Linked DNA regions of Mus musculus: region 1 is linked to region 2. The links are chromatin loops, found by intact Hi-C in ENCODE. Cell type or tissue: left cerebral cortex. All regions are shown on one strand. Links, peaks and the distances in the headings refer to the core of each region. The heading gives the core; the rest is flanking DNA.

What was found. Hi-C counts contacts between places; a loop is a spot of excess contacts. Peaks named below come from ENCODE experiments on the same cell type or tissue, not always from the same donor. Only the 100,000 strongest peaks of a DNase experiment are listed, where the experiment ranks them.
Region 1: a loop joins it to region 2, with 11 times the contacts of the local background. A loop is called at or near these places in 18 of 42 quality-filtered maps.

Annotation. Positions count from the first base shown.
Region 1 is chr3:127,943,629-127,960,331 of GRCm38, reverse strand. It overlaps 9830132P13Rik (RIKEN cDNA 9830132P13 gene), which reads right to left. Exons shown (of 5, transcript NR_040552.1): 4 at 12,159-12,383; 5 at 5,112-8,682. Among named protein-coding and RNA genes, the nearest start is that of Gm35667, 19 kb to the left of the region's middle. In left cerebral cortex, for the core only: CTCF peaks have their summits at 11,040 and 11,241 (motif pointing right); DNase peaks (open chromatin) are centred at 5,295, 6,525, 7,185 and 11,236; H3K27ac peaks cover 1,041 bases.
Region 2 is chr3:127,755,152-127,771,854 of GRCm38, reverse strand. The region is part of intron 1 of Alpk1 (alpha-kinase 1); the gene reads left to right. Among named protein-coding and RNA genes, the nearest start is that of Alpk1, 17 kb to the left of the region's middle. In left cerebral cortex, for the core only: CTCF peaks have their summits at 7,110, 8,540 (motif pointing right) and 12,457 (motif pointing right); DNase peaks (open chromatin) are centred at 8,557 and 12,465.

The sequences.
Region 1 (16,703 bases), core at 4,062-12,061, 190 kb before region 2:
GTTGAACTGCCTAAAGGTTGTGTTCAATTTCACAGAAACTTAATAGACCTTGTTGCCCTGCTAATTAGGGTCGAAGTCTACCATTGTTCTGTGGAATATGGAAGACTCCCTTCATTGGCAGGGCTTTGCCTTCTCTGAACTTGTCTGGAGAGTTCAACTACCACTCCCCATCTGCAGAATACCATGTAGCTTTGAATAAGATTACAGGTTCAACTTCCTTTCTCCTGATAAGAATGCATTCAGTTAGCATCTGAAATTCCTGGAATGCCTCCCCATGCTAATAGAACATTTTGGTACCCTAAGCTTTGCCCATCCTGCTTGTTCCTACCCCAGTTCCCAGAATTATATAAGCCTTGAATCACCCCATGGACAGCTGATCTGCCTCTCTGCCACTGGTCCTGGTATTTTCCTCACCATGTGTACTCACAGGGCTTCCAGTACCCCCATACACACACACACACACACACACACACACACACACACACACACACACACACACACACACTTGGGTAGATATCGACCAATGATCCCCAAGGGTGGGGGCCCATTTCTCCATCTCTCCCATATGTTGCATCCCACCCTCCACTCCCCAAACCCTCTTAGCTAGGTCCTTCCTCTCAGACCACAAGCAATACCCAACTTGCACAAACTGTTTCAAACAGCACCACAGCAGACTTCTTAATTCGAGAGCTTAAGAGGTCATGTCTTCTTTCTGCAACGTCCCCTGCATCACACCTCTTTCCAGCTAATTAAATCCAACTCTTTCTGTGCGTCGTCGTGGGCCAGAGATCATTTCCTTGCACAATCCCGATCAAGTTCCTCTAATTCCCTTCCTTCACAGAACTAATCCAAGCTGTAATTATTCACAGTAATTATTCACAGCCTGGCTCACTCACTAGTGGTTTCTCCCTCTTATTCTTAAGGCTTCAGGAAAGCAGATGCCCTGATGCTATTGACCAGCATTCTACCCTCAATGTATTACACAGATCCTGGGATGTATTTGGTGTTCAATAAATAGTTGTAAATATTTTTAATGCACTTGTTCGCTGATTGTAACCTTAAATCTTTCTTTCAAAACAGTATCGTAACTCCTTCTCTCCACGGTAGTCTGAAAGTCGGCTCCTCCTAAATCGAGTCTGTTGGATGTTAATCTCCAGTGTGACAGTATTAGCAGATGGGGCGTTAAGGAGGTAATTAAATCATGGAGGCACCGTCCTCCTGAATAGGATTAGCACCTCTGTGGGAGAGACTGAGGGCAGCTGCCTTACCCTCACACCATACAACAACACAACAAGGTGCCACTTACAGAGCTTCCATTAAAGACCAGACTAATCATGTCTTCACCTTGGACTTTCCTTAGCTGTGAGGGATAAACTTCAAATCATATAAAATGTTCATCCTAAGGCATTTTGTTACAGCAATAGAACACAGTAAGATGCATTCAAGGGGGGAAAAGGAAGAGATGAGTGTTTCGGGAAAAAAAATGTAACTTTAATTTTTCTTCCCGATAAAATGATGCAAAAAAGTAACCAGGAAGGAGAGGAGAAAGGAACTGGCTTAGGATTCGAGAGGCCAACTCTTATTCCCACCATCGCTCTGACCCGACTAGCCTCCTCTCTGCAGGAAAAACTGGGCCTGAACTTCTTGAAGGTTTCTTCCTGGCATAACATCATTTAGTTTTCAAATTACTGTCCATTAAGGGAATCAGGAAACTGTTTCAGAGGGAAGTCTGCTCTATATTGTGACAGATATTCTGAATGCTTTCCAAAATTGACTGCCTACTTAACAATGATTAGCCTGGTCCATTGACATTCTCTGAACTGTGCTATAGAGTTTAGTGGTCATCATATTGGATAACTAACTGCTTTAGTATCCCTCAAAGAAAGTTTGCTTTAGCAGAATGAAGCAGAATCGTGCCTATGCCAGTGGCTTACTGAACGCTGATTAACACCGTTTTATTCCTCTGATGAAAAGATGATCCGTGTAGCACAAAATATGACAGTTAAACGTAATTTTCCAATAGGGAATGTGATTCTCTATTAATAATAAATTTCCCATGGATTCTCCATTTATCTTCTTCCCAGGAGATGCAGCCATGGCTTTTGCCACAGACGTTTATATCTTGTCATCCCCAGTCACCTCCTAACCCTATCCTGTATCTTCCATGCAACTGTCTACCTCAGCTTTATCTAAAATAAAGGGTGAAAAAAAAATAAATCACTACTTACTGAATTTTTAGTAGACTTTACCAAGAGGAATAATTCCCCTCTCCTTCGTTTCATCTCTCCATTTTTATAAACACTGAGTGGCAAGTTCAGCTTGCCCTTCATTAGGAAAAATATCGCCTATGCTTCCAGGGTGGGTTTCTACTGATGTCCTTAGGGATTCCTTTCCATGTGTAAAGATGTCTTAAACTGATAACTGATGTTGTAAACCAAAGGAAAACATTTAGCTGAGGATTATGTGGCTATAGTTAGAGCAAGTTTTTAATTGTATTTTGTGACTAACACCACTAAGCAAAGTGGAAGGAGTTCTTGAAGGTCTCAAAAGTCACCACATGTCATATGGGTGGGAGGGGAGGGGGCTGCTACTTACTTTGGTTCCCTAATGACGCTTAGCCGAAATGCTGGCCAGAAAAAAGGCAGGTGACCTTCAGAAAAATATGAAGGTGTCAAATGCTTCAAGGTTTAAGGAGATTGTAAACAGTTACCAAAAGAAGATACAAGACTCGAGATAAAAAATAGGAGTGCTTCAAGGTTTTCACAGTGAGCCTAGAAGCCAAAGTGTGCAATTGATGACTATCATGTTTGTGTGGATGTGTCTTTGAGGGTAGACTATGGTGACCATTCAATGAGCTCTGTCTGCATGTTGGAGCAAACCCAGTCTAGTGGGTCCAACACACAATCAACCTAACAACAGTACTAATGTTGACCTGTCTTGGCACTCAGTCCATGTCACAAAAGACTCATTCAAGAGTAAAACTAGACAGAGTTCACCCAGTTTCAGTGGACGCTTAAAACAAACATCAACTATAATGATTCCTACAAAAATTAAATATGGGAAGTGGGATAACTCAGTGGGTAAATGGTCTGTCTCTGCCAAGCCTGACAGCCCAAGCTTGATCCCCACAGCACACATGGTAGAAGGAAGAGAACTGAGTCCTTCTACAAGCTGTCTTCTGTCCTCCACATGTACTCAGTGGTACGCCTGCGCATACACAAGCACTCGTGCACACACACACACACACACACACACACATACACACACACACACACACATACACACACACACACACACACACACACAAATAACAAAATAAACATTAAATTGGAATTATCTCATTATTAAGCAAAAGAACTGAAGACAAATAGTCATACACTTGTGCCATGGTAGCATAATTTACATAGTGAAAATTTGAAAACACAAATAGTCAGCATCAGGTAAATGATCTTAAAAATATGATACATATGCATATCGATAAATATTTTATATTATAAGAATACAATGGAATATTATGTGGCCTTTCATAGATAGACCTTAAAGACATTATGCCAAAGCAACTGAGCCAGTCACAAAAGGAAGAATATTATATGAATACATATGTAAGATCAGTATCTATAATTGTCAAAATCAGACATAGAAAGCAGAATTATAGTTTCCAAACCCTGAAAGAGAGGAGATGAGGAAGTTAGAGGGGAAGAGTCTTTGCTCATAGAGGAAAGGGCATCCAGGAGCATTGAATGGCCGCACATCAATGACTGCTTACCACTGTGATCTGTGAGCTAAACATAGTTAAAACGATGTGCTCTGTATTGTGCACATTTAGCCAAGCTTGTAAAATTCCTGTACACTAAATATATATAAGTCATATAAAACTTGTAAAATCCAGAGAGTCAAAATGTTTTCATGATTTTTAAATCCCAATAGGACTACTATTAGCATGGTGAGGAAAATCCCAAAGTCAAGGATTTCATAAGGCACTTGTGATTCTAACGTCCTAAAGAAAGAAAAGAAAAAAAAAAAACAGGAAGTAGAAGTTGCAACAAAATCAAATTAGAAGAGAATCTTATAATTCCAACCCTTTACATACAAAAAAAATGAGGGGCAGAAGCAGGATTCCCAATGGGGAATAAAACAACTTCTTCCAACTTCACAAAACACAAAACTCAAGCTCATTTCATCAGTAAACACATCTTGAGCCTTAGCTCACACTTATGGGTTTTCTAAATGTCTCATTCTCCCTAAGGAAAACCTAGCTGAGCCCTAAATTTAGACCTATTTACTGAAACCAGTGCAGGTCACACTTGATGCCCACTGAAGAGCTAGAAATGGCACGAGACCATGGCATGTTAACAATTAGGGGTGGAGAATATCGAGATGACCGAGGACCTCTATCCATTGAAAGTGATGCTCAGATGCAGCAAACATAATTGTCTCTGGGTTGTGCTTTCATTTCTTTCCTCCTCATACACGTGTTATTTATTTCATCATGGTTTGTTTTGTGCATGTGTGTGCACACATTTGTGTGTGTGCTGGTATGTTAGCGTGTAGCATGTGCATGTGGAAGCCTGATGTTATTCCCCTGATCTAATTTATCTTCTTTTTCTTGGAGACATGACCTGTTACTGGCCAGTAGGTCCCAGCATAGGCTATGCTAGATGAATAGGGACCCAAGGGGATCTGCGTGTCTTCTCCTCTACAATGCTGAGATTACATGCCATTGTTACCACACCCCGAATTTTACATGGGTTCTAGGAATTGAATTTATGCTTGCTTAGCAAGATCTCTATTGACAGTAAACTTTCCCATTCTTGATCAAGAACTTAACCCCTGGAAATTCAACCTAACTTGAAGTTACTCATGTGCACTTTTTCTCTGCGTACTGTTCCAAGTCGATGTTCATTAAGAGTGTTTCCATGATGTATACAAAGAGTATAGGATGTTTTCAGTATATAAATACCAACAATGTTTTCCTTGCAAGCATACTCCAGCCTGTTTTTATCCATGTGGATAGTCTCATTCACATTTCACATTCCACAGTAAGGCCAACTACTTAGTTACTCTAAAAAACAATAAATAAATAAATAAATAAATAAATAAATACGGCACTCCACGGAATGGTCCCAACTTTATTGATATATATAAAGGACTGTAATCACATAACTAACAGAAGAGCATATTTTCTTCTCAGGACCCATGACTTCATTTATGTGGGTGTTTCCTCCTTCCCCAAATGCTTATTATCCCCATGATCCTAACAGAGGGATGGAGCATCTGCTCCAAGGCATGCTTTTGGAACATGTATTTGAAATCTGGTGACTCACATCTGCGGCTTTTCCTTTGACTTCTAGTCTATTCAGAGTCTCCTGCGAGTGCTCTCCATGTCACTGACCTGGCCATGCATTCCCTTTGAGGAAAACACCTTTCCTTCAAAAACATGGGTTCTTGGCTAGAATCAGGTATGTGTTTTCTCCTGTGGAGCCAGACTTAATTCCAACTAAAAAAGGGGATAATTAACCACATAACATACATGCCACTATTACCCCCATGGGAATATACCTTGCCACAGCAGTCGTAATTGTAGCTCATGGCACTCAAACTTGAGTAAGACGTTTGATGACTGTTTTCCCGTAGCAACCTACATAGCACCATTTAGAAGTATGAACATTATCTAGAAGGAACCATCCTACTCAATACAACATGTCCCGTGATCATGTGTGGTGTCATCTGTAGTAGGGTCTTACCATCAAGTTTTGCTGCTCAGACAGGATCAGTAGCAATGCCCTGTATCATTGGGGGTGGGGAGGGGACAGAATTCCATCTCCTGGACAACCCTTACCTACAACTCAAGAGAAGATAGCCTACACCTGGCACTTGGGTTTTATTTGGCAACCTAATGGCTTTTGGGAGAAGCATGATACCTGTGTAGGGTAATTCCAGTTAAACTCTTTTATATGAAGGTAGATAGATGATAGATAGATAGATAGATAGATAGATAGATAGATAGATAGATAGGCAAATAGATCTAAGAGGCTGAAGCAATAGTAGGTTTACATATATATTTTTCAAATATGTTTAGTGTTAGTTATCTCTCCTCCCTGTCCCTGTGTCTTACCCTCCCACCTCTCCTCCCCTTACACACCCATCCTCTTCATATCATCTATGATATACTATCCAGCTCACTTAAGACCTTTCTTCCCACTCAACCCACACACATGGCCCCTTTCTAGTTGTCTGAATTCTACAAGTACTCCAAATTAAACAGACAAATCTAAAGATAAAAGTCATGAGTGACATTTACCTAAGTCTAGGTTACCTCACTCAATAGACTGCTCTCTAGCTCCATCCATTCACCTGTAAATTTCATGATTTAATTTTTTTAGAGATAAATACATTCCATTACATAGAGACGCCACATTCCCATTATCCATGTATCATCCAATCGATATCTATGCAGGCTCCATGCTTTAGCTATAGTGAATAGAGCAACTATGAATATGGATGAGCATGTGTCTCTGTAGCAAGAAATAGAGTCCTTGGAATGTGCCCAAGCGTGGTATTGCTTGGTGATATTTCTTGGTCTATTTCTAGTTTCCTGAGGAACTATCACACTGATTTCCATCGTGGTTGTACCTGTTTGCATTCTCACCAACAGTGCATGAGGGTTTCTGGTTCCCCTCATCCTCACCAGTACTTGTTACCTTTTGCTGTCTTATTTTTAGCCATCCTCACTGGAGTAAGATAAAATCTCATAATAAGGTTAATTTTCACAGAAATTACAATTTTACAGAGAGATTTCTAGGAATAAATATTGTCTCATTGAATGTTGTCAAAGCATTTGAGTAGATACTAGAAAATTTTGAGGCTTACCTTGTATTAGTAACAAACACAAACTATCAGTGGAAATTTGAGATTTTTGCAGTCAGAATCAACTTTCCTCCATCTGTAACGTTGTGTTTTTGAATTTTGTTCTAGTACAATTCATTTTTGTCATTCCATTATCTACTGAGAATCATGACTTCACATTATCCTTAGGAGTACACAGTTTCCACTGAGATTAAAACATCCCATCCTGCAGGAGGCCCCTTAACCAGAGAGGTAAACAAAATGGCTTCAGGAAGTCCACAAAACTGACCAGATTCACTAAGCCCCCCTCCCTGCCCGAATAAGCAATAAATGCTGAAAGTCTCGCTCAGATGTAGCAAAGCCAAGTTTCAAATAAGACTCTCAGACAAGCTGAGATGCAAAGAAAACTCTGAGACCAGACCAGCTACCTGGAAGAAGCAGAAACCATCTGAGGTGCCTGGAAAAGATTTAGACCAATTTAGATATCTGGAGATGACACTCTCCAACCTCATGAGCTGCCTGTAAGCTGTGAAGCGTGTTCCAGGTTATTAGCCTTGTGAGCTGTCACCCATGCTAGGCTGGACTTTGGTGATGCAGATGTCTTTGAGTCATCTTGGCTCCTCTAAGTAGCCCCACACTCACATTCCTGTAAGTAACTTCAATAAAACTCATTGGTTCACCAAATTAGCTTTGGGGATATCTGTACTTTGGTCTGTCATGAGTTTCCACTCTATGGAGATTATACATGTACATTACATCTCCCCAAAAGTTTTGTCACAAAACATATAGCTGTTACCCAGAGTTGGTCAATTTATCCTCTAATCACAGAGAATGGCTGTAGAGTAGATAGTATTAGAGAGGAACAATTCCTTCCTCACGTACTCATTTCCTTTTCATGTTCATGACTGCCCAATGTTATAACTGATGTTCTTTTTTTTTCATTCAGCCCAAGAAGAAGTGGAGCCATCTATCAGACTGCTACAGTTCAGAAGAAACTTCTGGGCATGTTGACACTGTAATAAATGGTGGAATAAAACTGAAGCCGTATTCCTAGCAATGATTTAGGAAAAAATAATAATAATTTGGTAATTCGTGACATAGTTTGGACAGCAAAACAACAGAAAACCATTTTTCTAGCTGAGCAGTAATGGGTACTACTTAGAGGAGAGACGATTTGAACTTCAGAATGTCAGAAACAGTCTAGGGGTGAATGGACGAAGAGAAGCTAGACATTCACGTTTGCCTCTGTGATGCTTTGTGTATGCTTGGCCTAGGATTGACATTATTAGGAGGTGTGGCTCTGTAGGAGTAGCTGTGGCCTGGCTGGAGTACGTGTGACACTGTGGGTGTGGGCTTTAAGACCCTCATCTTAGTTGCCTAGAAGCCAGTATTCTGCTAGCAGCCTTCAGATGAAGATGTAGAACTCTCAGCTCCTCCTGCACCATGCCTGCCCGAATGCTGCCATGCTTCTGTCTTGGTGATAATGGACTGAACCTCTGAACCTGTAAGCGAGCCCCAATTAAATGTTCTTTTTAAGAGGTGCTTTGGTCATGGTGTCTCTTCACATCAGTAAAACTCTAAGACAGCCTCCAACATTGTAATGGCTTCAAAGTAAGTTTTATGAAAAAAAACTTCTCACTCCTTAGGAAAGTTAATATTGTCGTTTGACAAGATATAGAATCGTATAGGAGGCAGGCCTTTGGACATTCCTGTGGAGCCTATGTAGGTTCAGTTCACTGAGGTGAGAAGAGCAACCCTAACATCCAGGTTTGGGTTCTGGCTCAGTGGTAGAGTGCTTGCCTAGCAAGCGCAAGACCCTGGGTTCGGTCCTCAGCTCTGGAAGAAAAAAAAGAAAAAAAAAAAAGGAGAAAGCTGAGTACGAGTGACCATCATTCTCTACTTCCCAACTGTGGAAGCCACTTAACCAGCTGCCTCAAGCTCTTGCTGCCTGGACATCCCTGCCCTGGTGGGCTAGGCCTTCAGACTGTGAGCTAACATCAAAGCTTTCCCTTTAAGCTGCATTTGTTTGGGTAATTTATCACAGCAACAGAAAAGCAAGTCAGATCCCTCTGTTGCCTGCTTGTGTGTGATTATATTTTCACATAGACTTTGCAAGCTTCTCTGGGGTGGGCATTATGAGTTTCTTGCATCACACACTAGGTATTTAATCGTTGTTACAGACTATAAAACAATTCTCGTCATTTTGGCTAATCTTGTGTCTTCTGCCAATATGTACCTATGCTCCCTTGACAGAGTCAAACTGTTGGCATTGTTGAGAGTCAAATGGAAGTAGAGTTCAGTATGGAGCTGGTCTAGGATGAAGAATACACAGTAATTATGCTGCTATCGACTACAGAACTATAAGAAAATTCTTAACACACTTTTCCATTAATGTTTCTTAAGGTGATAAGTGGAGTGGAGTGCCTTTTGTCGATAGGTACTCCAGACCATCTGAGTTAAAAAGACAAAGACGAAACAAGAAGACTCATTGAACTAGTGTTTATGCTATTTTGCTGATCCCTCAACTTGTTCAGGAGCAAAATCCACAAGAAAGAAGCGGAAGACCACGTTGTAACTCATCCTTTTACTCTTAGGAGGCCGGTAGAGTCTATAGCCAAGAAATTCAAAGAAAAAGATTGTGGTTTAATAAAAGGTTTAATAAGTAAAGGAGATGCTACACTCAAGCATATACTTTTACATTTGGGGCTGCGGCCCCAATTGAAAACAAATGACTGTGCAAAGTAGGAAGTAACTGGCAGAGCCATTAAGCCACCGACCAACACTGAAGCCAACACCCTGGCCTTGCTTCGCATAAAGGTCTGAATGCACTGGCCCAGCATAAGTCCTGTCAACTAATGCAGTTGATGCAGGCTTTCCCCCTTCAGCTGGCATCTCAAATGTCTACAGTTGATACAACAGTGGCTCTGAAGAGCTAATGGACAGAAGAAGGCTCACTAAACTCTTTGCTCTAACGACTGCAGGCTGCACACTCCCTCCCCTGACCCCTCCTCCAAAGATTCTGACTCCAGTGTTTCATCAAACCGCAGACCGGACTCCATCTCATCTGACTTCGGAGACTAAACAGGCCTGGGCCTGGTTGCTAGTTGGATGGAAGAGATTCTTATGCAGTAGATCTGGGATGGGACTCATTCAGGCATTATATGTTCTACATGACTCTGATGCAAAAAAAAAAAAAAAAAAAAAAAAAAAAGGTCATTGACCATGCTGGGGAAACTGCTTTATAGTTCCAATGTCTCCAAGGCCACAGATAGCTAGACCCAAGATATGAACAAACACTGGAATGTGCACTGTAATTGAGTTTAAGATCATAGATTAACCTTGTACACAAAAGGGGAAAGCAAGATGTGAGTAAAAAAATAAAATAAAATAAAATAAAATAAAATAAAATAAAATAAAATAAAAGATCCCTAAAGAGAAGGTGGTATTTGGTCTGGGATTTAAAAGATAAGAAGGCATTTTCTAGCTAAAGGGGTGTGAAGAGAAAAAAATCAAAGAGAACAGAAGGTGCCTAGAGAAGAAAGGCAGGTACATCGTGCAGAGGATGGAGCTCTAGGGACCACTTCAGCCACCTAGAGTAGTGTCTGTGCTTGGAAGAACAGTTTACCCCATAGACTAGGATTTCTCAGGTACGAGGTCTGTACCCTACACCCAAAGCACATATTAAAATGCAGCCCTCAGGGCCTCGTGACCCCTGCTAAATCAAACTGTTTTAAGAGAAAGGTGCGTATCTAGACACTTAACACGGGCCTATAGGTTCTACGCAAGACAGTCACTATGGAACCCACTGAGGGCTCAGCCAGTTCAGAGGATCCTTTTTCCCGAGTTGATGTCATGAAGGGTCCATCCAGGGAAGAAAAACGAAGTCAAGACAAAGAGTCTTCGTGCTCAAAAATATGTCCATGCAGTAAGACTTCTGTGGAGAAAGAGGCAAGTTACAGGGACTGAAAAATCAGAAGCCAGATCTTCAGAAGGCAGTGGCTGGACATAAGGACAGTGTACACAGAGAGGGTCCTCCCTGCTATCAGGCAGAGGTAGCTTCTGAGATCTGAGACTGAGAGGCTTAGCAGCCTGGATCAGCGAAGAAGGAGCACATATCCCGTTCAAGCAACAGGAGAAAGACAAACTAAGCAATAAACAGAGAAACACTTAGTTTGAATGGAAACAGGACATGTCAGAATGTCTACAAGAGCGGATGTCATTGCTTGAGGGGACAGAGAAGTACCAAGACATCAGGAGTATCTCTCTCTCTCTCTCTCTCTCTCTCTCTCTCTCTCTCTCTCTCTCTCTCTCTCTCTCTCTCTCTCTCTCTCTCTCCTCCATCTAACATACAGAACTGTTCTTCAATATGCCAGTAGGTGGTGCTGTGGCTTTGAAAATAATAAAGCAATGGCCCAAATGGACCTAATGATTGATGCTAAGGCCTCTCCAACAGCCGACAGGGATCACCAGACCTCCACCCTACAAAACAAACTACAGGTAAATAAATAGTCTTCCCCTGTGAAGAACACACTAGCTGGTTATCTAAGATCAAATGGTCAGCCCTAAAAACATACATACAAGTAACATAGACTGAGCAGGTTGTATTTTTGCATTTTGGAACACATATACATGTTAAAAATTAATGGAAAAAAAAGGCCATGGACTTGAAAGAGAGCAAAGAGAAATATATGGGAAGGTTTAGAGGGAAGGAAAGGAAAAGGGGAAATGATGTAATTATATTATTATCTCAATAAATTAATATTTTTTAAATAAAATTGTGATTAGGGTTAAATAAAGTGATAAAGGCAAAGTGGGAGACCAGGTCAGTCAGTGTCTAAAAGCTTACTTACTGTGTGACGCTCATGCTACTCAAATCTTTACAGTTTAGTTTTACCCTACCAACGGCTTGTACAATCGAACAGGCAGTGTTGCAAGATGTAGGTCACATGACCGTCAAGCTCACAGAGAAAGAAGTCAGATGCACATTAGCATGCTTGGCAGTTAGGAAACACTCAGATCTGCAAAACTTCTGGCCTCCTGGCCTCTGCCCGAACCTGCTAGTTTCCAAACATGAGGTTTTACAGGGATGCTTGTTGTCTTTCTAAGTCAGATGCTGCAGATAGGAAGGATATCAGGATCAGAGGACAGTAAGAGGAGGTGCTGGACGTGTGGAAAGCACAATGAACGTTCATTATTTGTGTGGATAAAAACTCTCGGCTCAACCTATTTTTATCATCAATATATACTAACTCTAAGATAAAAGGAAAGTTTGCTTTCTATCAGAGAAGTGTAAGAAAAGTAATACTTCTTACCTGATTCATTGGTTGGTGGATAAGGCTGATGCAGAGTCCTTTGTTTCTGAAAATCTTTACTCAGAAACTTAAAGCAGAGGGCAGCAGAGCAGACGCATGCCAGGGCACCGGTGTAGCCAGGTAGAAAGGAAGAACTGGCCTGCGGTAAGGAGAGCTCCCATTCTTACATCTCAGAGAGGACAGATGGGAGAGGAGAGCTGCCACCAGCTTTCTTCGGATCCAATTCTGATTAAAGAAAGAAAGAAAGAAAGAAAGAAAGAAAGAAAGAAAGAAAGAAAGAAAGAAAGAAAGAAAGAAAGAAAGTATGAATTATGTGACTGCAATGCTTGGGAGTCTAGGATTTTAAGGGTTCAAAAACAGCAATTTTAAGTTAATCCCAAGATCGAGAAGGCTCGAGATTCTTGGGGGTTCCTGAAAAAGTAAGGAGAAATACTTTAGATCATTCTAAGAACCCCAATGCAGGATAAAACAACTCTGGATGTCTGGCAGCTGGAAGTCAAGCTCAGAGATCACGTTTAGAGTCAAGAGTGGTAGCCTCTCTTGGTCAAGGGATGCCTTTGAACTTCATCTCTGTTCAGAGCTACTTAAGTCTGTGCCCATGGTGAGTTCTTGTTTGTTCCCTACACGTTGGCTGCAAGCTCTTAATGGGAAATATTTTCTATTAATTTTTTTCCTTACAATTTCATATATTAAAATAATTTTTAAAAAACCTCTCTACAGTCAAACAAAAATGCCTCTCATTACAAACAGAAATGACAGCATCTGCTTCGTGTGCATAACTTGTTCATTGTAAGCCCTCTTCTCTTTTGGTATATACTTCACGAAGATAGGCAGGATGTAACATTCAAAGCTATGGAGAGTTCTAAGGAGTAGAAACCATGTATCGGAGTTCTTTGTTGTGATAACCATGAGCTGAGGTTAAGTTGAGATATACACAAATTCTAAACTTAGTACTGTTTATACTCAAAGGCCATTGGCACTGAACCCTCTAGAGAGGAAGACTTCCCAGAATTCTTTCGCTAGCCCTTCAGTGAAGGAGAGAAGCCCTGAAACACTGTTTATTCTATCACTGTTTGCTTGGGGATGATTTTTGAGAGCATTTATGTAAGCTTAAGGGACTGTGGGAAAAGGAACTTGGAAGCTGTCACACACACATGCACGCACGCATGCGCACGCAGGCATGCACACGCGCGCACGCACACACACACACACACTCACACACACACATCTTATACTCCCAGATGACTGAGAAGAAATGCCTCTAATCTGCCTTTATGGTGGCCCTTTGTCATAACCAGATTGGGGAATGGGGTGGGGTGGAGTTCTTTGCACATGGAGAGCAGGTGGCATAAGGCTTTTTCTGCAACGCCACACGATGCTGGTGTCAGCATCAGCCTCTCTTGGACAGGTCACACGGCAGACACATGGACGCCTGCCTTCCTTTCCTCCCTCTGTCACACCTTTCAATGCAACTCTTGATAGGTCCTCATCGAGAGAGGCCAACACAGGATCCAGGACCAAAGCCTCTGAGCTCAGATCAGGCAAGACTCTGACGTCTTTAGCCCTCAGTTTCATTATCTATAAAACAGAGATCATGACAGTGATTCCTACATTATGAATATCTAACATGGATTAAATGAAAGAGCCACACACAAGCTCTTCATCCATACCACCTAGTGCAGAGTTAGCTTAATGCTATGTATTAGCCACGTTATTTACCATCCTAGAAAATCCACTTTAGGAAGAAGTCTGCTCAGCTGTGTTCATGCTTTGAGTGTACACTTAAGGAAGAAGCCTGTGTACATCCAAGTGCACACACACACACACACACACACACACACACACACACACACACTACATAGAACAACCTGGAGCCAAGAAGCTGGCATGCATGGTTCCGACAAAAGAAGTTTTTGAATTGTTACAGTTCCGTGTCAGTGAGCGTGAAATAGAAGGCAGCAGCTATTGCCTGTGGAATCTGGGAAATGGGTCAACGTGCAGATAGAAACACTCAAATAAAAATAAGGGAGAAATCAGCAAATCTTCCTGGTTGAGACCTTACAGATCCACCTACTTCATTCTATTGTCTCCATGCCAGATCCCGGCTCCCATAACCAGATAAGACACTCGCCCTGTGAACTGGCCTTTCCCAGCTGTGGTCCTAACAAGCAGCCTTGAGAACACTGACATTTTTAACGTCTAAAACTAAGGGTATCTCATTCTACCAATGCTGGACGAACCTGTTTCCACTTCAGCATTCTGTGACAATCAGGAAGGAAGACACTCTCTCTATCCCTCTATTTTTATTAGATATTTTCTTTATTTACATTTCAAATGTAAATGTTATCCCCTTTCCTGGTTTCCCCTCTGAAAACCCCGTCCCCCATCCCCTATCCCCCACCCCACCCCCTACCTCCTACCCCTGCTCACCAACCCACCCTCTCCTGCTTCCTGGACCTGGCATTCCCCTACACTTGGGCTTAGAGCCTTCACAGGACCAAGGGTCTCTCCTCCCATTAATGACTAACTAGACCATCCTGTGTGACAGCTGGAGCCAAGAGTCCCAATATGTATTTTCTTTGGTTGGTGGTTTAGTCCCAGGGAGCTCTGGGGGTACTGGTTGGTTCATATTGTTGTTCTTCCTATGGGGCTGCAAACCCCTTCAACTTCTTGGGCTCTTTCTCTAGCTCCTTCATTGGGGTCCCTGTGCTCAGTCCAGTGGATGACTATAAGCATCTACTTCTGTATCTGTCAGGCACTGGCAGAGCCTCTCAGCTATATCAGGCTCCTGTCAGCAAGTACTTATTGCCATCCACAATAGTGTCTGGTGAACAAAATACCCATAGAAGGAGTTACAGAGACAAAGTATGAAGCAGAGACTGAAAGAAGAGACTGCTCCACCCGGGGATCCATCCCATATACAACCACCAAACCTGCCCCTCTATTTTAATGTGAGTTCTTCTTTCCTTCCACAGATCATTTCTTAGTCCACAATGCATTATTCTGTTATTGTTTAATGTATTCTTGTCAGCATTTGCTTGATTCAAAATCCTTGTGAAGAACAGATGTGAGTGTGGTGTCACAGGTGCTGTTTCCAATAAAATCAGAGGACCCCATCCCCCGCAACCCCATTTCTGCTTTTCTAGTAGCAGAGAACAGTTCATTTCACATGAGCCCTTTCAAGAAGCTCACGATAAAGAACGGAGGTGCATACAGAACGAAGCCTGCTCTGCAACTGCCATCCACTGCATATGCTACCAAGCTACTGGGAGACTCTCACAAACCCCTTACCACAGCCTCGGCTTTTATGCCTGTTAATTTATGCTGCACACCGCCTACACTGAAGTTGCCCAGGTATGCCTTCTCTAAATTATTCATCTGTACCCAGATGATGTCGACCATAGACAACAGCATTAAAATAAAAATCTTCAGACATGCCATGACCATTTCAATATAATCAAACAAAATGGTTTGCTTTGTTCATGATTCAAAAAAAATATCTATTTGTTGAAGCGGCATATACTCCCAGCCTTCGACAGACTGTAGCAAGGGGAGGGTAAATTCAAGGCCAGCCTGAGCAACCCAGTGAAACCTCATCGGAGGTATGAGTGTGCGGGGACACTGAGTACCTCTAAGTCTCCAGCCTTCACCTTGGATTTGTTTATAGGTTGTCTTCTCTAGTGAGCTCAGGGTTTATTGGAAGGACTCAGACAAGAGGAACCCAAACATGCAATCCTAAATTACAGTGAGCAAGAAATAGAAACGTGTATTTTATTAAAGAAACATAAGCAGCCTCTCTCAGACTGGATATATAATTTGGTGAGTAAAGACTTCATAGGGGTTAGCAAGGTGAAGGGTAGAATGGAAACAGAACAACACGCAGCGGGACTAAAAGGGCTTGTCACATAAAGAACTGAGACTGTCCAACACAGTGGCACTGGGAGAGCAAAGGGGAAGGAGCCAAACCTGAAGTAAGCCAAACCTGATACCACATCCGCTGTGTTCGATTGTCTGTTTGTTATTTTGTTTGCCTATATAGCTCTGGCTGTCCTGGAGCTCACTAGACCTGGCTAACGCTAAACTCACAGAGATCCGCCTGCCTCTGCCTCCTAAGGGCTGAGATTAAAGGCGTTCACCGTGACATCTGGTCTGTATTTAACTTTTTAAAGCCAGGATATCTTCTTTTAGAAGTGTATTGCTATGCAAGGGCTGGGTGTAGGCCCCCTACACATTTCCAGCAGATGTGCAGTTTGGTCTTTGTGATGAGCCCCTAACAAGCAGAGCAGAGGCTGTATCTGACTCTTGTCTGTCCCTGGACCCTCTTCCCCTAGCTGGACTGCCTGGTTGGACCTCATCAGGAGAGGGCATGCCTAAGTCCTGCTGGGACTAGATGTCTCAGGGTGAAGTGGTACCCAAGGTCAGGTCGGCTTCCCCTTCTCAGAGGAGAAGGGGAGGGGTGATGGAGAAGGGATTTGTAAGGGCTGGACTGGGAAGAGAGGAAGAAGGAGGGCTGTGATCGGGGATGTAAAGAGAATTAAAAAAAAA
Region 2 (16,703 bases), core at 5,101-13,100:
CGGAAGGGACTTGTGCCCCAGATCAGGCCCGGGTAGCCTGCTTCCCTATGTACCGCAGTCTCAAGTTCCGCGCGATTGGATTGGGGCAGGCGCTGTGTTCCACTCACCAGAGGTCTCAGGGTCCCGTGGGGAGTCCCGTGTGGGCCCTTGCGGGTGTTGGGCAAGACTCTGCTGGCAAGGTAGCCCGGGGCTCGAGTCTCGAGTCGAGCGGAAGGGACTTGTGCCCCAGATCAGGCCCGGGTAGCCTGCTTCCCTATCGAATGTCTCTGATTTGAAATACTTGTATTTGAAGTATTTTGCAGTTTGGGCTGACATATACAGAATAAGCTATTTTTGGCAAAGATGGTCAACTAACAAAATCTGCTTATATTTCTTCCATGGTTACACATAACCCGAAGGTAATTTTATAGACCTCTATATATATCATGAGGTCAGGTATGGAGTTTTGCACTTGTGACATTATGTCAGGGTTCAAAGAGCTTTAGAGTTCTGGATCCTTTTGGATTTCAGATTCTCAAGTTAGGAACCTTGGATCTGTAGTTGACATTTCTTGTGGCTGTCTGTCTGTCTGCACAGCAATTCCTTCATAGTTTTTGCTGAAATCTACTTAACAATAGTTTGTAGACAAGGGGGGAAAGGGGAGGAATATAAACTTTGCCTGCTATGTGTGCCAACAGCACCCTAGTCAGACTCTTTGTCTCTACAGTCCTCTGTAACCTGGACATATTCATTTGTGAATGTTAATATTGTGTCTACATTTAATTGTCTATCTTGCATCTCCCCTAACCCAGTTTGTCTGTTTACTGTAGAGCCACCCATTGATCATAAGCATCCATCATCTGTCAAATTGCAAGAAAATCCTGTCAGTTCACCATTGTGTTTCTTTCATACTAAAAGAATTTAGAAATTTAGCATGGTTTATTTTTCGTCCTGTGTTGTTCCGTTAACATAGGCTGTATTTAAAGTTCAGACACTGCAGGCTGTCATTTTTCCAAGGTAATCATATCAAGGAGATTTGCTCTCTTGACTCATGTCCTTCAATAATTATAAAGACAGGAGACACTGGGAGTGGGTACCGATGAATCATGCCTGCTGGCTATTTCGATGTGAGTTGCTGGTTATTTTAATAACTCCTCTGTGTCCAGGTTTTTGATCCCCTCTCCTTCCCTGGTGGGCAAGAGAGACAGGCATGAGGATGTTGTGTCATGGGAGTAGCTTGCCAGGGCCTCTCAGCAGCCATGAGAGAAACCCTCGACACTCTCAGTTTGTGCTATATGGGCAATAGCTTTTGCCTATTGAGGAGACTGGTCACTTCATACTCTAGCTTTCTGCGAGCACCTCTCTCAATGTATTTCCACTCAATAATATGAGAGCATTCATCATGTTATGCCCAAGCAGACGGTCTGAGTACCAACTTCATGAAGGACATAGGGGACATAGGTTACCAATGCGTACATCACTTCCTCAAGCCCCCACTGCTCTTTTCCCTTGTCTGTGTAGACAACATTTCCTTTGGGTCTTAAGCTTTTCTGCCCCAGATTATTTCTTCACCCCATCCCCACTTACCTTTTGAATCAGATCCTGGAGTCGGCAGTTATGAAGATACACTGTAGCTCTCCATTCTACTCTTTCTTTATTATTATTACTACTGTTATTTATTTATTATATGCAAGTACACTGTAGCTGTCTTCAGACATCCCAGAAGAGGAGATCAGATCTCATTACAGATGGTTGTGAGCCACCATATGGTTGCTGAGATACGAACTCGGGATCTTTGGAAGAGCAGTCAGTGCTCTTAATTGCTGAGCCATCTCTCCAGTACTCAATTTTACTCTTTCATATATATATATATAAAACCCTTCCTCTTCTTTGCCTGTTATTTGTTTGGTATTGTGTGTGATAACACCTCTACGTTCTAGCCTACTTTTCAGAAGGGTTTAATACATGTTAAAGTTACAAAAATCATAATCAGTGCTATCAAACTTCCACTATCATTCAACTAATGCTTTGACTGTGCACATGTGTACATATGTGTGTTTGTGTGCAAATGTGTGTACTCACATGCGTGTACACGCATGTCTGTAAACACACATTCACATACCCATGGAGGACAGAAGTAGAATCCAGATTTCCTACTTTGTCACTGCCCACTGGTCAATAGAATGATTCAATGTCCCCAAGTTGGCCAAAGTGGCACAGATTTCATTGCATTGCTCACAAGAACATGTCACTTAAAACCGTGTTTGCCTCTTCTTTCTGGAAGTTTCCATTGGATATTGTGAACCACAATCAACTGAGAAATAAAGATAAAAAATATCAAACCATGAATGAGAAGGTTGCTGTGATCGTTGTAAGTAGAACGCATCGTTCACTGAGACATACGTGTTGACCAGGTCGTATGGGTCAAACGTTCTACTACAAATTGCACACACTTTATCTTGCTCAATACCAACTCAATTTTATGAGTCAGGCACTCTTATTAGTAGTGCTTGCTCAAGAACTGGAAGGGATTGCCACCCCTTCCTCCTTACTGGTTTGTAACACCACTCAGTTCCTCTTCTTCATGTTGTATACTCCGTCTACGAGCCCCGTCACTTGCCACTACTTTGTGAGTTCTCTGCATCTGCTTCATGAGAGCTGGCGTTCTCTCCAAACCACACATTTCCCAGAATGGAAATTCTTTCCCCTTGAACGCTGGTCCTGGCCTTAGGCACTCACATCCTCCCCACCACCAGCAACCATGGGGGCTCTGGATTAGGATGCAAAGGATGTGTTCCTGGGACAGGCAGTGTGTGTGTGTGTGTGTGTGTGTGTGTGTGTGTGTGTGTGTGTGTCTGTGTGTGTCTGTGTGTATGTCTTAGGAGAGATGACAAGTTTTAAAGAAAATCTGAAAGAAAGATAGAAGTTTGTACCCACCAAAGTCATCCAAGTCCTTAACAAGGACACAAATGAGAAGCAGTAACCATCATTTCTACACACACCCGAGCATTTTAAATCAGACTGCTTGGTTACCCTCAATCAGGGAGTATTACATCAAAGTTATACTTTATAAAACCTCACTATAACTATAGCTATTCTGAAAGATAAGGATGTAAAAGATTTGTGATGCTTATTTCTTGGTGGAGCCATAATTAATTTTTATTTTCTTTTTATGTCAAACTTTCCATGATAATAGTTTTGCCCTCATAAGAATACAGTGCTTTGATTTTTTTAGACTTATTTATTTTATTTTTATATGTATAAATATTAATCTACACATAGGCATATGTGCAACACATGTTGGGGCTGGAGGCTGTCAGAAAAGGACCTTGGGTCCCTGCAGCTGCAGTTATGGATGGTTAGAAGCTGCAGTGTGGGTGCTGGGAACTGAACATGAGTCCTCTGTAAGAGCAGCAGGTGCTCCTCACCCCGAGTCATCTCTCCAGCCCAAGTATCCAAGGCTTTAAAAGTCCATAGCTTAAAAAACGGCCACGAATCCCTATGACTCTTGAAGACTTTTATGACTTAGCCTTCTCAGAAATCTGGGAGCACTCAGTGTCTTCTCTTTCCAGGTAGCTGTAGTATATGAAAATGGAAGTCAGAGTAAAAGACAAGAGGGGAAAATATAACTATTATGCAACACGTGGCAGAAGTTCCACAGTGTCCTAACACAGCTATTCCTCAATAACTGTAGGTAAGAAAAAGCCTTTCTGATGGGAACTGCACATTCAGGAAACAAAGTATCAGGCTGTGACCGAGAAGTTTGTTGTGAGCATTTTAAGTGGACCTCACTGTTCATTGAGACACGTTTGCTGAGTAGGTGCAGTAGAACATGCAAGGATTCCTAGCCGAGTTCTTTGCACAGGGTCCAGGGTGTATCCCTTCAGGTGCTTGCATCGACTCCTTAGAGCAGCAGTGGCCACATCCATGAGCAGGAAACCCTGAGGCCTCCACAGAAGTACAATGTGGACATTTTAAGGATGCCATGTGTGGGGATGGAGAGACAGCTCCACGACTAAGAACACTGGCTGCCCCTTCTGGAAGACCTGAGTTCAGTTCTCAGAACCCACATGGTGACTCCACAACCATCCACTCCAGGGGATCTTGGACCTTCTGGCACATATACAAGTACACTACACATGCAGGCAAAATACTCATATATAAATAAAATAAACACCAAACAAAATATACCAATGACGTTCAAGAGAGAGGTTTGGGCTGGACACGGGAATCAGATGTCATCAGCAAACTTAAAATATGTAGTTACAGGGTAGGTGTAGTGACACATGCCTTGAATCCCAGCAGTTAAGAGGCAGAGGCAGGAGGATATTTGTGAGTTCAAGGCCAGCCTGATCTACATAGCAAGTTCCAGGATAGCCAGTGCTACCAAGTAAGACTATATTCATTATCTCACAGAGTCCCTTATATCTGCAGCTCAACTCCTACTTATGCTGACCTAGTTTCCCTCCTCTGAGGCCCAGGCCATTTCTGTCCCACTTCTCAATGATCCTGACTGTTCAAAGAACCTCAAAGAGCTGCTTAGATAGCCACCATCCGTTTGGGATTTGTTTCTTTCTCGTAGTTCAAGACATCTATGTTTTCCCCCGTGCTGTAGCATGAGTGTTTTCTGTTCATGCCCACTGTATGTATGCATGTATGCATGTATGTATGTATGTATGTATGTATGTATGTATGTATGTACAGATTTGGGTTACCTGTTGATGAACTGTGGATGCATACGTTGCTGCCACCTTTTGGCTATTGCAAATACCATCAGTATGAACATGATTATACAGAACCATCTTTGAGACACTACTTTCAATTCTTTGGGAGTTCACATTCACAAGTGGGATTGTTAGATCAGGTGGTAATTCTAGGGTTCCGACTTCTCCACTTCCTCCCCAACACTTGTGATTTTTCTCTTCATAGTGGATATCTTAATGGATGTGAGATGATATTGCATTGTGGTTTGGGTTCGTATTTCTGTAATGGTTAATGGCAATGAGGACCTTTTTGGGTGTTCTTGTTCATTTGTGTATCTTCCATGTCTGTTTAAGGACTTACTCAGTATTTTAAAATTAGGTCATTTTTCTTGTGTGTTATTGAGCAGTAGGTGCTCTTTATATATTATGGATATTAACTCCTTAGCAGAGATATGGCTTATAAACATCTTTCCCATTTTGCAAGTCTCCATTAGGCTGATAGTATCTTTTGATGTCCCATCCATGCAGTGATTTCCAAGTCCAAGGTCATGAAACTCCACTCCTATGTTTCTTTTTTTTCTCTAAGAGTTTTGTAATTTTAGTTCCTACTTTGCATCATTTTGAGGTAATTTTTGCATAAGGTAAAAGCCTAACTACATTCTTTTGCCGTGTGGTCATCCGGTTTTCCCAACATTATCTACAGAAAAGAATTGTACTTTTCTCCCTAAATGTTTGCATCATGCTTGCTGAAATCGCTTAACCACAGATATGGTGGTCTTCTCTGAAGCCTCTCCTTGGTCTGAACGTTTGTATATTGTGATTTTTTTATTGCAATAGCTTTGTGGTAAGTTTTATTTATTTATTTATTTATTTATTTATTTATTTATTTATTTAGTGTATATAAATGTTTTGCCCACATGTCTGACTGTGCACCAAGTTCATGCAGGTGCCCCAGGAGGCCAGAAAGGGATGTCAGAGCCTCTGCAACTGGAGTACAGACTGTTGTGAGCAGTCGTGTGGGCCTGTGCTGGGGACTGAATCAGGACATCTGAAAGGGCGGCCAGGGCTCTCACCCCCCAGTCATCTGGCCAAACCTCTATAGCAAGTTTTAAAATTAGAAAGTATGAATTTTATAATTTTATTCTTATTTAAAAAGATTGTTTTAGCTGTTCATTCAGGGATACTTCACTATCTAGGTGAGTGTTTTGCTGGATTTTTTTTTCAATTAATTTTTTAATGTTTTAAATTTAAGTTAACATACAAAGGGGGGTGTTTTGCTGTATCATTTTTATACACATATATCATGATACATGTTTTAGTTCATTCTTCCTCCTTTTCATTTACTTTTAAAACAATAGCTGCTTTCATTATATAAGGAATTTGTGTTTACTATATATTTACATATAATATTTATAGTATCTTACATTGTGTTTGCTATTATATTTACTACATATTTATGCCATTCAAAGAACAACACAAAAGCATATTTTCAATGATTAAGCACAGAGCAGTACACAAATGGACGAACAGTGAAAGGCTTGTAGATATCTTATTTCAAATCACATGGTCTTTGTAGACTTTAGATGCTACACAAGGGAAATCAGATTGGTGACATCTCAGTTTTAGAACACAGAATTTATACTAAGAAGGAAAGAATCCAAGACTTTTATTGACGTATAGGCCTATATTAAGTTTGAGAAACCACAGCAATTCTAGAATTTATTTACTTACTCAACAAATATTTCCTGAGGTTTTTATACCTGGAGAACATGTGTTACACAGACTCTTTGCTTTCGGAGGAAATAAATACCAAGCAATTCTAAAGTTGAATGCACACCTAAACATGTCAAGAATTTTCTCTCTCATTTGTAATTTTTTTTTATAAATCAAGGGAGTAGTTTTAGTCTCATTGAGACACCGATAAAACTAGACTTGGGAGTATAGCTTTAGTAGCACAGTACTTGCCTAGCAATCATGGTGTTTAGGATCAATCCTTAGTACCGCCAAATAAATGACTAAATTTAACAATACATAGTAAGTAGATATGATGAAATTAAAGGTCACTGCAGAAAATCAGGTCATCTCAGACAGTGACACAGTTAGTGGCAAGGCCAGGAGACAAGTTCAAGGTTGTCAGCTGTTAGCCCTCGGGCTTCTGCTGTCAGCTTTTTACTACGGGGGTTTCTCTATGCACCTAGGAGATAAATTCTGTGAAGTGAACACAAATGTCATGTTTGGCCATAGATTTCCCCCCTATTAGAGGCAATGACAAGGCTGATGGTTTCACTACATTAAGACAGAGAGAAGACACTTCACCCATTTATCCACACACAGCCCTGCACTGAGCTTCTTCAGGGCTGGTCACTACATTAGACACGGAGGTCAGAAGAGAACCTGTAGGCTGCTGCTGCATCAGCAGGAGGCGCTGTCTCCTGGGAGGAGGGTAGATTAACTTCTGGTAGAAGGTGGCGTCAAATCCTGTCACAGAGTTGGAAGCAAAGCATAGAAAGCAAATGGGCAAGGGGGTGAGGTGAATATGGGCAAGGCACAATGATAGGTGTACGAAATATCATGCTAGGGGCCGGTGAGATGGCTCAGTGGTTAAGAGCACTGGCTGCCCTTCCAGAGGTCCTGAGTTCAATTCACAGCAGCCACAAGGTGGCTCATGACCATCTATAAAAGGGATCTGATGTCCTCTTCTGGCATGCAGGTGTACATGAAGACAGAGCACTCATATGTAAATGAATAAATAAATTTTTAAAAGTTTAAGAATTATCATGCTAAAACCCATTTATTTATACTCCTCCTACTACTGCTACTACTACTAGAAAACAGGTATCAAGGACACATTTCCAGGGCACTAAGGTCAAGGTCAATATTGCAGAACCTATACAAATGATAGGCCATGCTAAACCCAGCTGAGTAGAATTGAGGAGCTTGGAATTCGTTTGGTAGGCAACACACTCTTCTTTTAAGCAACAAAGTAACATTTTCTTTATCTTTACAGCAAGCTACCTGACAGCACATGAAGGATGTGCTCTGGTAGCTGGGAGAGATGGTAGGAAGGGCAGTTTGGGAGTTAACGTCTACACTGGGGATAGACAGAGCCTGGCACAGGAGACATGAAGCAGGCTTAAGAGGCAAACCACATTTATGAGGTGGCATTAGCCAGCTCCATCAGCTGTCAGAAGAGAAGGGAGAGAACAGAAACTTGGAGCGTGTTCTGAAGCAGATGAAAGCTCCCTGGAGCATTTGATAAATATATAAGGCTCTTTGCCTTATTGATGTTTTCTTTACGTACGTAGCCATTCTAAAATATAGTTGTTTAACAGATACCCCTAGCCCCCACATGCACACACAAATAGTTTAAGTATCCACAGATTTGGTGGCAAATTCTGTCTCCATAGATGGCATAGAGATGACCTTTGTCCTCACCACACTGAAGCCCTATTACTGAGATAATCCATCAGTAAGTTGTTTTCCAAGACGAAGTTGTAGACAGATTAATGCATTGTTACTAAAATGAATCCCCAAAAGATTATTAATCAGGTTAACAATATACAAGGATATTTTAATGCCTCATAAAATTTCCTCTGGGTTCTCACTTGTCTTGTAAATCACAGGAGCGGTTTTATTTATTTATTTGTTTGTCTATCTATCTATCTATCTATCTTATCTATCTTATCTATCTTATCTATCTATCTATCTATCTATCTATCTATCTATCTATCTATCTATCTATCTATCTATCTATCTATCTATCTATCTATCTATCTATCTTTGCTTTTTAGAGCAGCACCCTGTTTTTGTTAATACGGAAATGGAGTTCAAGTGTATGCTGTTATGCTCCACCACTAGAGGGCGGCAGTGGTACTGTAGGAGGAATGGATTTAAGCAGCTTTAAAACAGGAAGACCAAGGGTAATGGGGAGGGCACAAACAGCCTGCTCCGCCGACATCCTAGGTCGTATTCAGAATGGACTCGCTTTCAATTCCTGAAACACATTTTGCTAAAATTTAAGAAAATATTATGAAATAGCATAGTGTGACAAAGTAGTATTTGTGGAGATTTCTGTTAATATTGATAATATCTATCTATCTGTCTGTCTGTCTGTCTGTCTGTGTGTGTGTGTGTGTGAGAGAGAGAGAGAGAGGATGAGAGAGAGAGAGAGAGAGAGAGAGAGAGAGAGAGAGAGAGAGAATGGATAAGGGGCAAATTTTTGAAAATCAGGAAGTATTGATTGAGTAATTGCTACAATAACTTTGCCAGCTTACAGAGCTGTAAAACACCCCAAGCCCCCCAACTCCCACCCCCACCTCCCTGTGACTGTCTTCATGATTCAAGTCAGGTGTCACTAACATAACCGTAGCTGGAAAACCTTTTCTTAGGCCACTCAAAGCCCTGATTCCACCACCCCCCTCCCCCGGCCCTAAGGTCTTGTGTTCCCTGTCTTTACGGGCATCGTCTTCACCCTCCTTAATTGTCAGTCTGCTGAGTCTGCCTACATTTTGTTGGCCACGTGAGTTGCTTGTGTTTTTACAGTTCCTTGGACTTGTTCTGCCCATATCTGTCACGTCACTTCCTGGACCTGGGTTGACTGAGCAACTGGGGTCAGGTTGGAGACAGTGCCCAGTTGGCTCTGGCTGATTCTGGATCCCTTTCATAGTTTATCTCCCCCCGCCCCCTGCCCAATACCAAGGATTGAATCTGTTATTCACGTGCTCAGCATCTGAGCTACATCCTCGGCAGGTTATCTTTGCCTGTACCAAAGACTAAGGAGTCTTCCCCACGTGGATGATTCCCAAATATCTCTAGTTTGAATCTCTCATGAGTTTACTTCCCATTTCCTGTCTTCTATGAAACACTTCAGCAATCTATATTCTGCCATGGGAACTTCCATGGGCCCAAGCCTGGACCTGAGACAGCTGACATGGTCCATAGAATCATGCTCCTCTGCCCTCACTGCAACACCATCCAGACTCCCGCGCCTGGTGTGCACCTCTGCACTGTCACCTGCTCCTCAGGGCCAGCTTGGCACTCATCACTAACTGGCATCTTCCTGCTCTTCTGTGTATAGATAGCCTCTGCTGGTCTTCAGAACAGAGCCTCGTGTTAGGAAATCTCTCCTTCCTCAAAAACACACATTCAACCATCTGGGAAGCCCAAGTTTGAAAGTTCTAATGTCTTTGTCAGCCTTATAGCCACACTGGACTCTAGTGCATAGCAAATGACCAGAAAAATTTTATTCGTTTACATTAGTGGAAGACAGTTGCCATAGACTTTAATTTTTAAGAGCTGGTGTTCTTGCTTGGTGGTGGTGGTGCATGCCTTTAATCCTGGTGCTAGAGAGGCAGAGGCAGGAGGATCTTTGTGAGTTCAAGGCCAGCCTGATCTATAGAGCTAGGTCCAGGACATTCAAGAGAAACCCTGTCTCAGACTCTCTCTCTCTCTCTCTCTCTCTCTCTCTCTCTCTCTCACACACACACACACACACACACACACACACACACACTTGGATGTATATCCAAATATAATGTGTATATTAGGCAGATTGCAAAGTGGGAGATACAGAAAGTTTTAAAAACTACCTTATATCATAAAGTTGACATTTTTGTTTTATCCCTATCCTAGTTTGGTTTCTACCCAAACAGTGACACGAGGATCAAAAGCAACTAGGGAAGAAAAGGATTTATTTGGCTTACACATCAGTGTCACAGTCCATCATCATCATAAAGGGAAATCAAGGTGGGAACCTGGAGGCAGGAACTGAAGTGAAGACCATGGAGGAACATTGATTGTCAGCTTGCTCCCCATGGCTTGCTCAGTTCACATTCTTACAGTACCCAGGAAAACCCGCCCAGAGGTGACCTTACCCACAGTGAGATGGGCCCTTCCAGACTGATCAATGATCAATCATTTCCTATCTCATCATCCCACTTTCATGTCTGCTGTGCTCCTCCTGGCTACTGAGATTGCTCCATGCCTTGGGTTACTGTTTCTGATTGAGTAGGGATGGAGAACTAACTCCAGAAGTTGTTGAACCCATGGATTTGCTAAGTCTTTATGTCTGAGCTGTGGATGATGTGACTGAGTCTCTGTTGAGTCAGGGCGTGAATCATGCAAACAGATCTGGTCAGAAGTGCTTTTAGAGAGAGGTACCCCAGAGCCTACCTTCTGCACCCATAGCCAATTAACATGGCTCCTGGCACATAGGAGGTACTGTGAAGCAAGAAAGACAGATGCAGACAGCTTCTCTAACAGCTTCCAATTCCTGGGTTTAGTCCTCCACAAAGATAGTTTCCTGGCCATATGGCTAAGAGACACGCTTGTGTCTGTCCAGTAAACCCACTTATGTCAAAACTAATTGGGTGTATTCAGTTCCCACAACCAAATTAAACCTAAGAACTTGAGAGCCTCATCCTACAATCGCCTAGTTTCCAGTTACACTCTTGGATACCAAAAATCTTAGTGAGCTGTCTCAAAATCACTGAGTTACAGAAGTGGGCATGCCTCTGTTTTCCCTTTGTGACTCTTATCCTTTTGATACAAAGTATAACTTAAAACACTATATATATATATATATATATATATATATATATATATATATACATATATACACATACACACATACATATATATACATACATATATACACACACATATATATGCATACACACATATATATGAGTGTGTGTACATGTAAATTTATGTATATGTATGTATATACATGCATAATAAAGGGATTATGGCCTAAAGTAAAAGCTAATGGCCCATGGTTAAAGCTAACCCCTGAAGAAACTGTAACCCAAATCCTAATGTGAGGGGTCTTTTGCAGACAGAGGGCATCTGTGCACATAGATCCAGGCACTGTTAATCGAATATGGCTTTGTTTAGTTCCTACAGGAAGGATCAGTCCTAGTCAGGAGGTGTTTGTCACCCTGAGCTCTGGAAAGAAGAGCCAGGCAGGCTCACACTAGGCTCCAGGCTCACACTAGGCTTCTGGCTGGTGAGCAGGGCTTGGTAATGCAGGGGACTTTGCACGTTCTACCTCCCTGCTCAGTTCTTGTGTAGCAGATGGGGCAAGAAATCTTTTTTTTTTTTTTTTTTGGTTCATCAAAAGGGAGGGCAACTCCCCCGCCCTGGAGGTCACAGGTAAACTTGAAAAAGAGGTGAGATTTTTTGGTTTAAAGAGCTGTTGACATCACCATAAGTTTGGAAAAAATAACGATAAAATACTTGAAGACAATTAGGAGGGTTCTAGCATGTAGGTTCTGAAACCAACTCTACAGCCTTGAACTGTGGTCAAGCTACCAGACCTCTCGTAATTGAGAATAACAATAACACATAGATTTACCTTACAGTGCCCAATCAACAAATGCCTGAAATTTCTTAGTCCAGTGTTAAAAGCTGAGTGGTCAGTACTGGGGGAGCAGGGAGTATAGTGTAAGTTGTTGATGCTTTTGTGATGCCAATATTCATGATGGAGAAGATTTTTCTGTTGGTCAAAAGAAAGGCAAATGGACTTGAGAAGTGCAGCCCTGAATCTTACGGTTCAGCATCCTCACGACTGCCATTCTGATGTAGCTCCCTAAACAGTAAGGAATAAAACAGGGGGAACAATACACGTCTAACAAGACAGTGGTTACAACGCCAACCAACAGTCTTCAGTCGTGGGTAGATAAGTAACGAAGAAAGGATAAACTTTCCATGTAAGAAACCACAAGCAAACTCTGAGGTTCCATCTTCTGTAGACCTTAATAGCAATTTGTAAGCCGCATGACCTGTAGATGGCGAACTTGGATAATGGAAATGCTGAGCAATGCCAACCTCCCGGAGGAGAAAGCTGGGGTTTGGGGTTTGCAAAAAGGAAGAAAAGAAAGAGAAAAAAGAAAGGAAAAGAAAGAGAAGGAGGGAGGGGGAGAGAGAGAGAGAGAGAGAGAGAGAGAGAGAGAGAGGAAGAGAGAGAGAGAGGAAGAGAGAGAGAAAGAAAGGAGGAAAGGTACTAACTAAAACTGGTACATTAGTAATGGTTGATTGTGGGATTGTGGTTCCACAACAAAAGGACTCCTTAGAGCATGAGGGAACCTTCTCTGAAGGGACCATTCATCTGTCCAGGGAAGTGATTTTGCTAAGTGACACACACTGTTGAGAGCTAGGAGAAAGGATCTGGCTGAGAGTCCACACTGGCTGTAGTGTCTGAGGCTACAGAAAGGTCTGCCAAGCAGAGACCAGAAGCAGCTTCAGCAGCAGCCTCTCCCATATATGAACACACCAGCACTGGACAACCCAAATCCAAGCTGTGTTCCCAGTGTCCGCACCTTTTAGCTAGATAAATAATTATGTACGCCGGGGCGCTTGCTTGGGGCTGCTGGTGAGTGTTTGTTCTTCCAACTCCCTGAGGTAACCCTTTAGAGACCAATTCTCATCCTTTATTGACATCAATTTTTTTTTGCTGGCTGACAGATTTCCCCAGTGACACACCAGGCATTCAGCACTCCTAAGGGATCTATCTCTTTAACACTCAAACAATCTATTTGCTCTACTTGAGAAACATTTTTTTTCCTCACTTAAAAATTCTACCTTGGAGTAAGGTAGAATTTTTACCACCCCAGGCCACAAAGAAATAGCGGTGAGTTGAGGGCGGGGGGAGCCGGCACAACTTTCCAAAGTGTGCGTGTCCGTGCAGTGGCCTGAGATGTTTTGTTGGTCCTTTCAGCTAGGAAAGGCCTGCAACTCCCCCAACATGATAGATGGGTGACCTTTTGCTGCATTACGAATCAGGGTCACTATTTCCAAAGAGCCTCTTGGCTTGTGGGTCAGGTGAAGGGACATCTCTGGGCTTCCATGGTCCGTCTGCCCGGCCATTTATCACTGAGCTGTAGTTATCAGCCCCCCCCCACCCCCAACACACACACACTAGGCTCCCCACCAATGTGTGCTTCTGGAGTCCACACAACAGAGCCTTAGTTATCTGTCTCCTCTTTGCTTCTGTCTGACATGCACCCTGGAAAATGCTCTGTGGGTGGAAGAATAAAGCCTCATGCTTGAATATGATAAGAGAGGGAGTAAGGTGAAGATACATTTAGAAGGGGAAATACAAGCCAACTGCTATGAATATACCCAATATACCTAATATTAGACAATATAATTCTGCAGAAATAGAAAAAATAAGATAAGTAGGGTGTGCTTAATCTAATTTATTTATTTTTACCCATCACATGCTCAAGAAGCTGAGATAGAAGTGAGCACTTGGCAACTATTTCCCAGCATGCTGCCTGCCACCTTCATGTTTGCTTGCTTTTTGCATTGTCCTTTCATAAATTCGTGAGTTTCATATCTTCAGAGTAGAACTCTTAGCTCTCAGCATGGGTAGTTTTTGTTTGCAGACAGCTTTTAAGTCATGAGGGTACAGTTCACCTACGATATGGCAAACCTAGAAACTACCAGGAAAACTTGGAAATGATGCTATGTCAGAGTGGATTTGGGGGACTGGAGCTCAGCAGTTAAGAGTGTGCACCGATCTTACAAATGAGCCAACATCCACTCCCAGCACCCACTTAAGACAGCACACAACAACCTGTAACTCGCACCAGGAGCTCTGATGTCTCTGGCTTCCACAGGCACCTACACCCCTGTGCATGTACCCTGACACACGTATACATACATTCACAGATTCAAACAAAATAGATATCTTCTTTTAAAAGGTTGGATTTTAAAATGCCATCAGTGAAAGACAGACAGGAAAGGGACGTGGTTTGAAGAGGAATTTTAAGAATCGGACTCTTACTGACAACCCAAATAGAAGTAAGACCCATGTCACCCTCAAGTAGTGGCCCTAGAGTAGACATTGGGGTATCTGGCATGAATATAACAGCCAAGGACACAAGGACACACACATGCATGCAGGACTGCAGTGTCTACCTATGGCAAGCATTCAATAAAGACAAGCTATATTGTGCAGCAGAGCCGCTAAGTAAGCGATGGACGGTCTCGCTAAAGGCAAGGCTTATTTGCTTACATAGTAGTTACATAGGTACTGCTATAAAGGAATTAGCATGGTATGCACTATTAAAATGTACTCCAATAAGTGCAGGAGAGACTAATGGGGAAGCTTGGGTGGTAGGGGCTGGGGAGATGGCTCCATATTTAAAGTGTTTGCTGCCCACGTGTGAAGACCTGAATTGAGATTCTCATAAATAGGCCCCACATAAATAGCAATGGTGGGCACAGCTGCCCACCCATAAATCCAGCTCTCAGAAGATAGAGACGAGGCAGAGCAAGCTTACTAGCTGGACTAGCAGAATAAGTGAGCTCTGAGTTCAACTGAGAGGCCCTGTTTGGCTGAATAAGATGGAGAGAAACCAGCACTCACACATCTGTATTCCCATACACATGCGTGAACATCATACACGCATACACACAAGAGGACAGTAAGCTATTTAGGACGGAGCCAATACCCTGGGAGGGGAGGTGAACGGAACCACACAACAGGAATGAGGAGAAGTGCCGAGCTCTCTGACAAGCAGGTTAAAAGGGAAGCATTGCTAGAGCACATGGCTCTCAGCAGCTTGCCAAGGAAGTGTGCCTGTTTGTCTGAGATGCACACACCCTCTCAGAAGTTATCTCTAGCAAGAATTTACTTATCAGATACGTAAAGAAGAGAAATAAGCAGTCCCATGAACACTACATATGTGCCACTCTGGACTACACTATAGAGTTAATGAGCATCAGTATAGCCCATGTGAAGCAGCAGACATCAGTGTGTATATGTGTATGTGTGTGTGTGTGTGTGTGTGTGTGTGTGTGTGTGTGTGTGTGTATGTGTGTAACTCATGTAGAGAACTACATACCACTGCACGAGCAAGAAAGTGTGAACACTGGCAATAGTTCGTGATTTCACGACTGAGCGTGAGGCTGGATTTATAATTTATTGGATTGCAAGGTGTAAAGCGGGACTTTCACTCGGTGGTAGAATGTTGGGCTAACCAACATGGAGGCCCTTAGTTGAAAATCCATTACACTTCCTCCACCCCCGGTGGGAACTCTATTAAATGTAGTCTTCTTGCCAAGGAAGAGAAGGGTCCTATACCCTTATACCTGGGGGAGGTATAAACGCCTCCCCCAGCCCTTCTTGCTGCCAGTCTTTCAGTCTTCTTCCCTCCAGCTTCTTTATCCTATCACCAAAACTTAGGGGTTTGTGTGTTTGGATCAGCACTGTGGGTAGTTTTCCTTTGGGGCAAAACATACAATTGGATTGATTCATGGGTGGATATTCCCATCACTGGGAATGTAGCCTTACTCACCATTCACTGACTGTATTAGGAAAAGCCTTTGTGCAGTATCAGTTTACCTATGGAAAGTATTTTATGTATAATCACCAGAAAAAATCAGTCTGAGATTTTCTCTGATCAGAAAGCCATCTCCAGTAGGCTGTATAGGTGGGCAGAAGCGGTGTCATTACGAGATTGGGTGCCGTGGGAATTTAAACCAATATCTAAGAAACAACTGTGTGCCTACTAAAGTCTGGGTTTGTATATGTCACTTAGTGTGATGGTGTAGAGCTACTAGTCTCACAGATCATCCTATTCAGAAGGGCCTCTCAGCTCCCATGCACAGCAGTTCACTGCCCGAGACCAGGACCTATCAGGACCCAGTAACAGACATGAATGGATTTTTCTCAAGGGAAGCAGTTGTTTTTCAAGGAAATAAGGGTTTACTCTCAACTCTTAGGGCTGTACTGGGTTACTTTACATCAGAACTTCGTTAGCTCCATATATGTCCAGGCTCACCACGAACATGTGTACGCTCTATTTCCTTCCTCACAGTATCTAATTGGTTTATCCTTTAAACTGAACTATCTTTGTTTGGGGGTCTTCCTCGAGTGTACAAAGCTCATGGTTTATTAAACATGTAGCAGGAGCTGTGAAGCACCAGCCTTGCAATATCATTTTGGTGGGAACTCACCAAATCTATATACCTATTTCCCCCAAACTGCAGGTGAACTATCCTGCACAAAGCTCA